Regions from separate parts of the Homo sapiens genome. Here region 2 is linked to region 1. A link is a contact called in ENCODE Hi-C or POLR2A ChIA-PET data. All regions are on one chromosome and are shown on one strand. The core of a region is the stretch at or near the end of the contact, and the rest is flanking DNA. Distances in the headings are between cores, read along the strand shown. Region 1 has its middle 75 kb from the start of NDUFS5. Region 2 holds the start of NT5C1A (5'-nucleotidase, cytosolic IA).

The links. A loop is a pair of places that touch in the nucleus more often than their neighbours do. ChIA-PET counts read pairs that join two places held with the same protein, here RNA polymerase II (POLR2A). Pooled maps may share reads with other maps.
Region 2: a loop to region 1 is called in a map with no recorded cell type, with 4 times the contacts of the local background. The contact joins the promoter of NT5C1A here to the enhancer-like site in region 1. A Hi-C loop is called at or near these places in 1 of 37 single-sample maps with no recorded cell type and 4 of 50 pooled maps. POLR2A ChIA-PET finds 5 or more read pairs at or near these places in 1 of 52 experiments (MCF 10A).

What each region holds. Positions count from the first base shown.
Region 1 is chr1:39,097,635-39,104,568 of GRCh38, forward strand. It overlaps a transcript of MACF1 not described here. Among named protein-coding and RNA genes, the nearest start is that of NDUFS5, 75 kb to the left of the region's middle. RefSeq lists enhancers at 1,057-1,146, 5,068-5,117, 5,138-5,247, 5,361-5,916. Within about 2 kb of position 5,082, at least 20 of the 41 ENCODE cell types and tissues checked have a DNase peak (open chromatin) inside an H3K27ac peak, as active enhancers do.
Region 2 is chr1:39,668,935-39,676,301 of GRCh38, forward strand. It overlaps NT5C1A (5'-nucleotidase, cytosolic IA), which reads right to left and starts at 3,173. Exons shown (of 6, transcript NM_032526.3): 1 at 2,970-3,173. The coding sequence starts at 3,104. RefSeq lists a silencer at 2,956-3,365.

The sequences.
Region 1 (6,934 bases), core at 3,832-6,331:
TCACTTGAGCCTGGGAGGTTGAGGCAGCAGTGAGCCATGTTCATGCCACTGTACTGTAGCCTGGGTGACAAAGTGAAACCCTGTCTCAAAAAAAAAGAAATTCATCAAGGGAATGAGTTCCATTTTTGTTATAGGGGCCTGTGCCCCAGGACTGCCCTGATGCTGGTGAACTGCTTCACGTGACTCTGATCTCAACTGAGAGCATTGGCCACCACTCTCAAGGGCCTCTCCCGGCCTCAGTGATTTGTGCTCTTTCCAGGCTGCCTGTTAGTGCCCCTTTAGAGGTTTCTACCTTGAGATGGTGTTGGATGGGGAGCTGTGGCTTCAAGTGAAGAGAAGTTTCATAGATTAAAAAAAGCCACACCTCACAGTTTGGGGAACCTCCCAATTCCCCAAAGAGTATAGACTGCCTCAGAGGATCCACACAGGGTAAGACCCTGTCCTGCCTCAGAGCAGGAAGAGAGATTGGGTATGGTTCAGCAGGGCTCACATTAGCCTGATTCCTTCAAGAGTGAAGATAAAAACAGTTTTACTGACAAAGAAGCTGGGAGACAGCAGAGGGGCCAATACCTTTTATAACTACTATTGTTAGGTTCTGAATGCCAGCCTTGGCGCTCAGCATCTTACATGCTGTATTTGACCTAATCCTCAAAACAACTTTAGGAGGCAGATGTGCTACAGCAGAGGAAGCAGAAGCCCAGAGAGTTTGGTAACTTGCTCAAGGTCTCCCAGCCAGTAAGGGGCCAAGCTTGGAATGGTGCTAGCTCTGCCTAGGGCAACCCACTGCCTCCCCCATTACAAGGAACAGTAGTTTAATAACAGCTAACATCTGTGTAGCACTTCAAGGTTCACGGAGTGCCTTAACATCCATTATCTCTACTGTGCCTTGGGAAGCCGGTGCGGTGAGGCCTTCCACGCCCCTTTGGGATAGCTGCCTGTCAGGGGTCCAGCCTCTGCTCATTTCTTCCAGGAAGCACTGGAGATTATTTGGAGTTGGCTCTGACGAGCCACGGGAGAGGCCTAGGGAGAGGCTGAGGTGGAGCGACTTGGCCAGTTGCTATGGTAACCCAGATGGCTGAGTAACCATTTTGAGGGTTGCTATGGTGATGGGCTGCTGGTGGCAGGGATCTTGTCTTCCTGGGTGGCTGGCACCCTCCAGGCCTCTTAAATTGAGATGTTGCACTTTCTGAACAGAAGAGGGCAGCATGAGAGCAGGCAAAGGCTTCTTACCCCAGAGCGGATTTGGGAACTTGAGGCAAAGCTTAGAAAAGGTTTCTAGGAGCTGGGCAGAAAGGGAGCTTTGGCTGGTGCCCAAGAGGCTGGTGGAGCTTCACTTCTGAGACTAGAACTAGGTAATTTTCTTCCAAGAGCTGGTCAAAGGATAATGCTTGGGGCTGCCCCTTCAGTGCCTGGCATCAGCTACTATTGGGGAATATAAAAGTTACAGCAGACAGCTACCCTTGCAAGGAGGAATGGAGAGAATATGTGCATGTGTGCACACACACACACTCACTACTAGCAAAGAATTTCTTTTTTTTGAGATGGAGTTTTGCTCTTGTTGCCCAGGTTGGAATGCAATGGCACGATCTAGGCTCACTGCAACCTCTGCCTCCTGGGTTCAAGCGATTCTCCTGCCTCAGCCTCCCAAGTAGCTGGGATTACAGGTGACCACCATCACGCCCGGCTAATTTTTTGTATTTTTAGTAGAGACGCGGTTTCACCATATTGGTCAGGCTGGCCTCGAACTCCTGACCTCAGGTGATCTGCCCGCCCTGGCCTCCCAAAGTGCTGGGATTACAGGCATGAGCCACCGCACCTGGCCTAAGAATTTCTTTATAAAGCATCAGTTAACACATAAAATAATGCAGCATGAACCAAAGGTGAAGAAAAGCTGGGAATAAACTTTCTAGAGGTTGAGGAAGGAGCACTAGCAGAAAGAGAAATAATTTTGTACTTCCCTCTTTCCTCCCTACACATGAAGTGCCCTCAGCCCTTGACCACTGAGTGGACATTGAGTTGGATTCTCAATTGTCTTGAATCAGATCTGGCTCCCTCCCCCAACCCCCATAACAGTTCAATGAGGCATCCATTCCTTCAGCAAATATTTATTGAACATCTACTATGTGCAAAGTATTGTGTTAGGCCCAGTGATGAAGAAAGATGAAATAGATGTCTTTGCCCTCAGGAACCTATGAAGTAGGAGGTTAAGGAGGCAGTGATACAGACATCCACAGTACATGTACCTGGAGTTCAAGACCAACATAGTGAGACCCTGTCTCTATAAAAAATTTTTTTAAAAAGCTGGGCACGGAGGTTCACACCTGTAATCTCAGCACTTTGGGAGGCTGAGGCAGGCCGACTACTTGAGCCCAAGAGTTCGAGACCAGCCTGGACAGTATGGTGAAATCCTGTCTCTACAAATAGCACAAAAATTATCTGGGCGTGGTGGCACCTGCCTGTAGTCCTAGCTGCTGGTGGGTTAATTGGTGGGCGCACTGAGGCAGGAGGATTGCTTGAGCCTAAGAGGCAGAGGTGTCAGTGAGCCAAGATTGTGCCACCGCACTCCAGCCTGGGTGATAGAGTAAGACGCTGCCTCTAAATAAATAAATAGAAAAAAAATTTCACGTCATTTGGGGTGAACTTTCAAGGTAGATTTCAGTAGGTGGAGTTGGGGGATGGGACATTCTAGGCAAAGCCTCAGAGTCTGATTATAGGGAAAGGAGGTACACACAAGGGTGTCATTGGAGATCAGCCTGAAAAGGAAGCTAGATGTCTAAATATGGAAGACTTGGAATTCCAGGCTTAGATAAGGGATGCTGTGAGACAAACATACTCTCTCCTTAAATACTCTAGCCTTCCAGCTAGTCAGTAGTCACAGACAGCCAAGTATTTTAGGATCATCTGGTTCACTCATTCATGCATTTAATCAAAAATTTAGGCCGGGTGCGGTGGCTCATGCCTGTAATCCCAGAACTTTGGGAGGCTGAGGTGGGCAGATTACCTGAGGTCAGGAGTTTGAGACTAGCCTGGCCAACAAGGTGAAACCCCATCTCTACGAAAAATACAAAAATTAGCCGGGGGTGGTGGCAGGCGCCTGTAATCCCAGCTACTCGAGAGGCTGAGGCAGGAGAATGGCTTGAACTCAGGAGGTGGAGGTTGCAGTGAGCCCAGACTGCGCCATTGCACTCTAGCCTGGGTGACAGAGTGAGACTCCGTTGCAAATAAATAAATAAATTAAATTAAATTAAATAAAGTAAACAAATATACAAATGCACGCGCGCGTGTGTGTGTGTGTGTATGTATATTTTTAGAGACCAAATTTTGCCATGTTACCCAGGCTGGTCTTGAACTCCTGGGCTCAAGCGATCCTCCTGCCTCGGCCTCCCAAATTGTTGGAATTACAGGTGTGAGCCACCATGCATAGCATTAAAGAAATAGTTGGCCAGGTGCGGTGGCTCACGCCTGTAATCCCAGCACTTTGGGAAGCCGAGGTGGATGGATTACCTGAGGTCAGGACTTCAAGACTAGCCTGGCCAACAAGGTGAAACCCCATCTCTACTAAAAATACAAAAATTAGCTGGGCATGGTGGCAGGCGCCTGTAATCCCAGCTACTTGAGAGGCTGAGGCAGGAGAATCACTTGAACCCAGGAGGTGGAGGTTGCAGTGAGCCGAGATCACACCATTGCACTCCAGCCTGGGTGACAGAGCCAGACTCTGTCTCAAAAAAAAAAAAAATATGTATATATATATATATGTGTGTGTATATGTATATTTTTAGAGACCGAATTTTGCCATGTTGCCCAGGCTGGTCGTGAACTCCTGGGCTCAAGCAATCCTCTGGCCTCGGCCTCCCAAAGTGTTGGGATTACAGGTGTGAGCCACTATGCATAGCATTAAAGAAATAGTTGGCTGGGTGCGGTGGCTCACTCCTGTAATCCCAGCACTTTGGGAGGCCAAGGTGGGTGGTTCACGAGGTCAGGAGATGGAGACCATCCTGGCTAACACAGTGAAACCCTTTCTCTACTAAAAATAAAAAAAATTAGCTGGGCATGGTGGCGGGCGCCTGTAGTCCCACCTACTCGGGAGGCTGAGGCAGGAGAATGGCGTGAACCCGGGAGGTGGAGGTTGCAGTGAGCCGAGATCACGCCACTGCACTCCAGCCTGGGTGGTGACAGAGCGAGACTCCATCTCAAAAAAGAAAGGAAAGAAAGAAAGGGAGGGAGGGAGGGAAAGAAAGAAAAGAGAGAGAGAAAGAAAGAGGCTGGGCGCGGTGGCTCGCGCCTGTAATCCCAGCACTTTGGAAGGCCGATGCGGGCGGATCACGAGGTCAGGAGATCGAGACCATCCTGGCTAACACAGTGAAACCCCGTCTCTACTAAAAATACAAAAAATTAGCCGGGCGAGGTGGCGGGCGCCTGTAGTCCCAGCTACTCGGGAGGCTGAGGCAGGAGAATGGCGTGAACCCCGGGGGGCGGAGCCTGCAGTAAGCCGAGATCGCGCCACTGCACTCCAGCCTGGGCGACAGCGAGACTCCGTCAAAAAAAAAGAAGAAAAAGAAAGAGAGAGAGAGAGAGAGAAAGAGAGAGAGAAAGAAAAGAAAAGAAAGACGAAATAGTTAATGAGTGCCCTATATGTGCCAGATCAGTTGCTAGGTGCTAAGGATCCTGTGGTGAATTAGACGACAAACAGTCTCAGCCCTCAGGGAGCTTACGATTTAGTAAGGATGAGAGACACTGTACCATAACTTCAAGTGTGATGAGTATTACCAAAGGGTAGAGGAGGACCTATTAATTGGAGGCGGGGGGGGGGTCAAGGAAGGCTTTCCCCTGGGGAGTTTCAGCAGAAGCATGGGTAGGAGTGAGCCAGGCCAAAGGAGAGTGATGAAGGGTTATAATCTGGGAGGAAAGTCGGTTGGATGGCCCTGAGGCGAGATAACACATTAGAGGCGCTGAAAGAAATAGAAAGTGGCAGGGCTTTAGGGATAGGGGTATTTGATGAGGCTTTAATTGGGAGGACACCAAGGATAAAGGGCATTAATTTCCTTGTATTACTCTTCTCTTCCACTAGATGCCCTTCCGAGTACATCCTTCTGCTTCCCCCATTGCAGCCTTCTTAGAAATGCAGCAGCAGTCTCACCCATCAGGAGCAAAAGAAAATCAAAGACCAAAAGGAGAAAGCCTCAGAGCTTTTGCGACTGTGTGGTCTGGCTATAAATTTAGACTGTTGCTTGAAAGAAGCGAAAAACCTCCCCTTCATAGACTTCCTTCTTCCCATCCCCCCTGGCAGCCGCTTTGTTCCTCTAGCCTTGTAAAATTTTCTCTGTATAAAACAGGAACATCAGCCAAACATGTGGACTTCCCCACTTTCCATTCATTAGAAGAATGCATTATTTCAAAATCTCCTGGGAGCATTTAAATGCAAATTTTGTCAAGAAAGCAATTTGAGTCTTAGAGAAGCTCTCTAGCCACAACCTAAAGCAGAAGTTTCTTCTTTGATTTGTGTGTTTCTTAAAAGGAATCTCAACCCCTTGCCTTCTCCCTGCAACGCCCCCAGGTCTTCTCTGATTCTCACAGCGGACTCTTCCCCTTTTTGCCCCTGTTCTTTCTTCACCTTTGGCAAGCATCAGTCACACATCTTGAGGAACCTGCTCACAAAGTGGCGCGTGTAGCAGCCCCAGGTGGGAATGGAGGGACTTTTCTATGTAGTGTAATGGACATAAGGAGGCAGATGTCTGTGTGGGGGTGAGATGTCTGTGTGGAGGTGTTTGTATGCGTGATTTCTGTCTGGGCCTTCTTAGGCCTGCTGGTATAAAATAATATGGGAAATGCAGATGACTCAGCACTGACACAGTCAAGATCCCCAGAGTTAGCATTTCTATATTCTCTGCTGTTTACGAAAAATGTGCTTGTGCCATCAATCAGCAACTCATCCTGCATTTTCCGCTAAAAGCCTTTTACTGAAAAATGCATATACTTCAAACTTATTCCCCTTCTTTTTGTAAACTGAGCTCATTAGCAGCTGACACCAAACTGAGAACTAGTTTTGTTTGTTTGTTTGTTTTAGCACGGAGGATTAAACTGGAAGGAAATGAGCATTTGTCTAAGGATCCTCCCTGTCCTCTTTCAGGCCCTTCCCTGCATGATCTTCATGCCCACAACTTGGGCAGGCCAGCAAAACTTGATGGGAAAAGATATGATTAATGACTTGCTCACCTGATTTCTGATCAGGGTGTGGTGTGGAAACAACCAGCATGCACCTATTAGCGAAAAGCGTCATTTGTTTTACTTGTTACCAATGTGCTGAGCATTGACCAAAATACTTGGCACTACTCACAAGGTACAAAGACACCTTCCCTAGCCTGGGGTTAAGAAGTTTCTCCTTCAAACTCTTGAGAATGGGAACTGGAATGGAAGCCCAAGTCCCAATTTTGGTTGCTCAGTGTTGCATGAATTCTTTTTTTACTTGCTAATGTGCCCTTATTGTGAGATCAGCCAGTGTAACTTCTTACCCACAACCACCTCTCCAGACCTCCTGAAAAATCAAGCTAACAGGGGAGGATAACTGCTAAATGGGGGGTGGCGGGCACAACGTGTCACCTACATTGACCAGAGTTCTTCATTCACTGCTCATGGCTCCAGCGCACTCCATGAATATTGGGATTGAATGATACACAACCGAATGTTGGATCAAATGATGTTGGGAGCTCTGTCCTCAAAATGGCCCCTAATAAATCCCTACCCATATTTTCCAGTTTCCTTTCTTTACTCTTTCCTTTCCCCTGATGACAAAGAATAATTGGCTTCCCCTTTTCTTCCCTGACCAGCTATGCTCCAGAGTCCTTTCTTTGTTCCCTAACAGTCCTGGTTCCGTCTCAGGTTCCCACATTTCTCCCTTTTGATCTCTGTCTCTCTGTTCAGATGGCTGTCACAGTTT
Region 2 (7,367 bases), core at 1,923-4,422, 570 kb after region 1:
GGCTCCAGGTGGAGCTGAAGGAGCAGGTGAAATGGGCTGGCCAGAGATAGGGACAAGTTGTGGACATAGAGACCCTCCTGGGCCTGGCCGCAGAGGTGGCCATGTGTTGGCAGGGGCATCTAGGAACAGTTCCTCCAGAGAGCAGAAAGAAGCCCTGATCTCAGACTGGGAATTGGGTCAGAGTGACTCAAGGGCTCACTCTGGGAGCTCTGAGCTCCAGGAAACCAGGGTGCTGGCAGCTCTCTCTGCCTTTCAGGGTCAGGCTGATGGCTCCGGCTAGGGGATGGGAATGGAAGAATAACAGAGTGCAGCCCACCCCCACCTGGACTTCCTGAGGAGCTCCCATTTAGGCTAACGTAATTCTGCCTATTGGGTCCAAGATAGAAACATAGGCAAAAAGCTGTTATTCCCAGTAGGACTTAGAGAGGGAAGGGCTGCTGAAAGAGAGAGGGACAGGAGAGTTTTGGATTGAAGAAGTGTTCTGACCCCATGAGGTGAGGGCCTCCAACAGGCCTTCAGGCGTTAAATATTTTACTCAGGCCCCTGGGAATGAGAATTAGCCCAGGCCAGGCCATGATGGGGCCCATGAGGCCTAGAGCCCCCAAAATAGCCTGTGGGAAGAGGGGCTTCTGCAGGAAGGAATAGGAGCTGGGAAGCCTCCAGGCTTCTTGCCTCCCAGAGAACCATGAGAGTCAGGGGCTGATCCAGGGGTCATGACTGACAACTGGGCCTGAGCTCTCCGGTTCCTTGGTGCCTGGGGAGGAAATGGATTTTGAGCACTGATGCTTTCACTGCCCCAGTCCCCAGTCTCCATCCCTTCTTCTGCATCACTCAGGCCACAGCATTGACATTCATCCAGCTTCCTCTTCAGAGAGGCACCAGCCTTCTCACTGGTGGGTTTGCTGCCGGACTCACCCTTTCCAATCCATCCCAGAGTGATCTTTCTAAAATAAAAATGGGACCCAGTTAATCCCCTGATGAAAAATCCTGTAATAGCTCCATAATGGTATTCATATGTTTGTTTAAATGTAGGTTGACCTTTTATTTAAATGAATTCAAATAAACTTTGAATTCAATATGTAAGCCAGATATTACCATATATCTCATACCATATGGTACCAGATATAACATATATAATTGGTGTTTATTTATTTTACAGATTCAAATGCATTACATTTATTTATTTATTTATTATAAAGTCAACCAATGAAAACAACACAGTTGTTTGCATGACAACAAATTTGAAACTAGCGGCTAGAATGCCAGTGCAGACTTAAGCTTCAGCATCCGGCCAAGTTGTTGCTGTGTTTGTATTTGTACAGTATTGAGAAAGTCCTGATTCAGACCAATAAGTGGTTGGAAATGCTAAAAGGTTTTTTGTTTTGGTTTGTTTTAAACTAAAGGCCTTACAATCTCAAGACGCTCTTTGATGGAACAGATCACAGGGGAAGCCTTATTCTGAGCTTTGCTTTAAAAAAATCTGCAGCACAAGCTAGTGGCCTTCAAGCTGCTAAAATGTCCACCTAATACATTAGAGTGAGTTGGGTTTTATTACACATTTTTAATTGTTTAAAACATAGTCCGAAGAAGAAAGAAAATAAATTGGATTCACATGTGTGCAGACTCCCTGAAACATGGGGCTTGGGGAAGCTAGTTTGGAAATCCCTGACCCCCTTGAGTAAGGTCCAGACTCCTTAACATGATCCCCAAGGCCCTCTGTGGGCTCTTCCACATCCCTCCAGCTCTTCTTCCAACAATCCTGCATTCTTCATTCAGTACTTATTCAGGAACACAGTCCTGAGCTTCAGAGACATCTGCATGACTTTTGCCTGTCCTGTTTCCCTCTCCCTGGGAAACTCCACCTACTCAGGCTTTAAGATCAGGATACGTGCCACTTCTACAAAGCTTTCCCCAGTGTGATGTCACTACTCTACTCCCCCCCCAACTCCCCTAGGCTCTCATCTCTGGAGCCTCCATCATTGTGCAGTGAGCTCCTGAGGCAGGGACTCAGGTTATTTAATTCTTCAATCCCCACTCTTGAGCAGAGCTTGGAGGTGCTAATTGAATGATTGCTGATAGGGTGGACCTGTTGGGGAAGGGTTCTTGGAGGGAAGCAGCAAATTGCTTTAAGATCAAGCTGGAGCTCTTTGGAGGACCGCTGTGGGCCAACCTCTATTCTCGGTTTTCTCCTCAAGCTCTGAGATCTGGGAAGTTGGAGACAGCAAGGTCCAGGGGCAGACCAGGGCATCATCAACTTGTTTGATGGCAGAGAGGAGAGAGCTCCTCTGTGAGGTCCCAGACGGTTGACACCACCACAGGGTCGTGGGGATGTTAATGCCCACTGCAAGGGGAGCAGAACCCGAGCTGGGGGGCAGAGTCCAGCGCTGGGAGCCTGCGGCCAGGGGCGCCGATCGCCCCCCAGCGCAGAGTGTGGATCCCAGTGCCTGGAGAGAGCAGCTCCCTTTCCTTAGGACGCGGGGAGCGCACTGCCCCCAGCCCAGGGCCCAGGACCCAGAGCCAGACCCCAAACGCAGAGTCTCAGGTCCGGAGCCCGATGCCCAGATGGCGGAGACCGGAGCGCACAGCCAGGAACCGGGTTCCCAAAGTCTGGTTACCCGCGCCTGGGGCGCTTCTGGAAGCGCTGCGGACCAGCTTCGCCAACAAGTGCAATCCGCGCTCCCCGGCGGCCCGAGTGGGGAGGGGCTGGGGCTGCGGGCCTCTAGCTGGGCCCTGATGACAGCATGGGGGAGGGGGAGCCTGGCGTGGAACCCGAGTCCCGGTAAAAAAATACACCAGAGCAGAGCTCCCAAAATAAACCCGAGCCCGCGCCAGCTGCAGGGCGCATTCTGGGGCTGAGGAGCTGCGTCCCCTCCCAGAGGGGCGCCACGGGTCCCTTCCCAAGAGACTTATGACCCCTCCTCCGGGGTAACCCTTCCCCCGTCCCCCGCATACCCGTGCATTGCTTTTACCGATTTGGGTTTCTTCTTGGGCGCGAGGTTGTCGTAGAAAATCTTGGCTTCCTCCCAGACCGGGGCCGCAGCGGTCTCCGCTCCTGGCCCGGGCTCGCGGGGCTCCTGGGGCTCCCGGGGCTGCCCAGGTTCCATGCTCCGGCTCTGACCCGGCCCGGCCAGAGCAGGCGGCGGCGTAGACGCGGAGGTGGCTGGGGCTGGGCTGCAGGAGGGAGGCGAGTCCCGGCGAGGGAAGGGGGCGGGCAGCGGCGAGGAGGCTGTGCGTGTGAGCTGGGCTCCCCGCCCGCCGGGCGGGGGGAGGTCACACTGGCCCTCTCGGTCGCCCGTGTGTCGCTGCCGCTGCTGCTGCTACTGCTGTACGGTATGAGGGATAGCTGGGCTCTCCTTCCCCGACCGACCCACGCCAGCAGCCGGTTGGGTGGTGAGGGGGGCTCTCTGGCTCTCTGGGTTTGTGGGCTGCAGCGGATTGGGGATTGCGAAAATGATGTTCTTCGCAGGCGCTGCAGGGCGCGGAGACAGGAGAGGCCTGACAACTTTTTTTTTCCCCCAGGATAGTGATCCCCAAAGGACAAAATGAAAAGCTAGCCGCTCCCCTCCCAAAAGCTAGCTGCCCATCTTTCCTTTAGGAGCTAGGACCCTGGGATCCTGACGATGTCCCCTTCCCTCCGAGGCCAGTCCATCCGGCAGACGGGCAGGAGGTGATGCATGGATGGCTCCTCTCACTAGCAGAAGCCTGCTCCCAGCGGGAGCTCAGTGAAGGGCCCAACCCGGCAGCTCCTCCACACCACCTAGGAGGGGCCCTTGAAGTCCATGTTGAGACCAGGCTCGGGTGGTCTCAGGTCGAGACCTTGGCCTGGGGTGGGGACCCAGGCCAGAGAGACTCCCAGGGACTCTGAACCCGAATTCTTGCTGGCCCTTTGGTGGTCAGCAGAGGGCGCGCATTCCTAGGCCCCCACCTGCCCAGCTTGGGGTGATTTGTTATAGGCCATGAAGGGGCTGGATAGAGGGAGGGCAGAAGAGGGGCCTCGGAACTACCATCCTGGAATTCCAGGGTGTTGTCCCTCTTGATGCAGAGCTCTGTACTAGTCTCAGGGTGCAGACACAAATGTCACCCATCCCAAGGTACAGGCCAGGAAGCAGACAGCCTCTCTCAGAGGTGTGCATGGGTGGGTGGGAGAAGCAGGAGAAAACACTGGCTTAGCTAGGAGGGCCTCTGACTGGGGAGGTGAGGGGGCTACAGAATGGAGTGATCCCCTCAGCCTCCACCAGGTCCTGGGAGGAATAAACCAACCCTTGTGTGGGAGGAAGGGAAAAATCATAATAAAATGTTAGGATTGGGGGAAGTGTGTTTAGACTTACTTCTAGAAGATTGTTTCCAGAGATGGCCCAAAAACCTCTTCCATCCTGCCTGTCCTTTGGAAATGTGACTTTGACATTCCTCCCATTCAGAGGTGGAGTCCAGTCTGAGCTGGCCCTGTGACTTGCTTTGACCAATTGAATGGAGTAGAAGTGGTGCTCTGTGGTTTCCAAGCTTACGTCTTAAGAGGCCTTGCAGATTCCATTTTTGCCCTCTTGGGAGCCAGCTACTATGTAAATAAGTCTGGACTATCCTGCTGGAAAGGCCACGTAGTGAGACAGATAGGACCTGGAGGATAAGAAGCTAGCGACAGCCCAGGTGACTATAGGCACAATTGACAGACATGTGAATGAGGCCATCCTGGCTGTCCCAGCCCCAGCTCAGCTCCCAGTGGAGTGCAGCTATGTGGGTGACGCCAGCCAACACAACCTGAAGCAGTAAAACCTTCCAGCTGAGCCCAGCCAACTCACAGAATCATCAAAAATAATAAATTGTTGTTTCAGGCACCAAGTTTTGGGGTAGCTTGTTACACTGCAATAAATAATTGAAACTCTAGGAATGAGGTCAATTATTCTCAGGTGCCTCATGGAGAAGAATGATGAAGTAACTCAGGAAGAATACATAGAGTGGTTACTTGGATGGAGGTGGGCACTTCACACAAAAGTGAGCCACCCCCATGCTGTCCAGCGGCCTTTAATCTGTGTGATTGGCTTGAAAAGATGACCTGGGCCAAGCAGATTTGTCTTTCTCAGGAATTTGGAATTGGGAAATGGGCTGGGCAGTCAACCATTGGAATAGAAGCTGAGGATGCTGTGAAATACAGTTGGCTCCGAAGAGACCTGGGTGAGCCTCAGCAGACTGCAGTTATATGCAAAGTAAAGCTCGGCGCAGGTGGAGACTCTCTGAGCAGAATGAGATGAGCAGCAGATCAAGATGGGAAAGGATGTGCAGAGAGCAGCACATGAGAGAAACCATGCTGCCCTGAGATGGAGCCGCCTCTGCTCCTGACAGTTTCCCAAGTTCTAGCTAAGGCCTGGCTCTGGTGCCCATCTCTACACTTTCATGAGATTCTCCACATTGTTTCAACAAATGCCCCCAAAAGGAAATTTGGTGGATTGTGGTTTTGCTTGAGTGGCCACTTTTCCCGGCCTCTCTTTCTAATAAAAAGCCCTGCCTCCCTGGTTTTCTGGTCAAGAAGTACCAGACCTGGTACAGAGACCTGTAACTGAGACCTGACCAATGGCGGAGCCCTGTGTCCCTGGACACAAGGATGAGCATGTGACCCCAGCTGAGACACTCTTCACTCTTATTTAGGGCTTCTGGGAGATTTGGCTCTTTTTCTCTGAGGTTGTTAATTTGGGGCAATGTGAGCTGGGAACCCATTTGGCAGGTGAAAGAACATGGAAGAAGCACATCTGGAAGGACAATGGTGCCACAGAGAGAGAAGCAGAAGGAGGGAGGGAGAGAGGATGCAACTGAGTTTCTGGACCCAGCCATGCCTGAACTTCCCAATTACATGAGCCAATAAGCCTCCCTTTTTGCTTAAGCTTGTGTGAGTTGGATTTCGTTCACTTGCAACCAAAAGTCCCAACTAATCCATTCCCCTTTACTCACCCTGCCATGAGTAGGCACTGTTCCTTGCCATCAAGGAATCCTGCCCAGACTCCTGGTTCAGTCCCTTTAAGAACTTTCCCCGGGCCGGGTGCGGTGGCTCATGCCTGTAATCCTAGCACTTTGGGAGGCCGAGGTGGGTGGATCACAAGGTCAGGAGTTCAAGACCAGCCTGACCAACATGGTGAAACTCCATCTCTACTAAAAATACAAAAATTAAAACTGGGTGTGGTGGGGTGCGCCTGTAATCCCAGCTACTCAGGAGGCTGAGGCAGGAGAATTGCCTGAACCCGGGAGGCAGAGGTTGCAGTGAGCCGAGATCATCGTGCCACTGCGTGCCAGCCTGGGTGACAGAGCGAGACTCTGTCTTAAAAAAAAAAAAGAACTTTCCCCAGATCCTTCTTTGGAAGGATTAGAGAACTTGATCCTTAACTGTTCTTTCCACCCTTCCAGGCTTCTGGCCATGCTCTCTGGCTTGCCTGTCACTTGCTAATAGCTGGCTGGGTGCAGGGCTTCCCTGGCTCAGGGTTTCTGGACTCCAGCCAGGACTTTGCCTCCAGGTCCAGCACTTCTTCAGATGAATAAGCTGGGAACAGACCCTGTAGGGCATGACTCCAGGAGCCCCACACCTGGCTGTTCCCTTGGAGAGCCCTGCTCCAGCATGCCTGGCCCTGTTGGCTAATGTTTAGTAAGACCTGGGGCAGATGCCACCTCCTCCATGAAGCCATGGCTGCCCTTTGCTCTTTACCTATTCCTCACCTCTCCCCAGTCAGGTAAGACGCTTCCTCCTCTGAAGCTCAGAGCTCATGGGTTTTTTGTTTTTGTTTTTGTTTTTGTTTTGAGACAGAGTCTTGCACTGTTGCCCAGGCTGGAGTGCAGTGGCACGATCTCGGCTCACTGCAAGCTCCGCCTCCCGGGTTCACGCCATTCTCCTGCCTCAGCCTCCTGAGTAGCTGGGACTACAGGCGCCCGCCACCATGCCTGGCTAATTTTTTTGTATTTTTAGTAGAGACGGGGTTTCACCGTATTAGCCAGGATGGTCTCGATCTCCTGACCTCATGATCCACCCGCCTCGGCCTCCCAAAGTGCTGGGATTACAGGTGTGACCCACCGTGCCCAGCCGGTTTTTTTTTTAATCTCTTTTCACATTCTGACTTGGATTCACTCCCGTGGCTGAGAAGGCACAACAAGCAGTGGCCTTGATGTTAGGAGACCTGAGATCAAGTCCCAGCTTTACCATTTTCTGGGCCTTTGTTTCCTTGTCTTTAAAAAAAAAAAAAAAAAAATGACATGGCCGGGCACGGTGGCTCATGCCTGTAATCCCAGAACTTTGGGAGACCGAGGCGGGTGGATCACCACAGGTCGGCAGTTCGCGACCAGCCTGACCAACATGGAGAAACCCCATCTCTACTAAAAATACAAAATTAGCT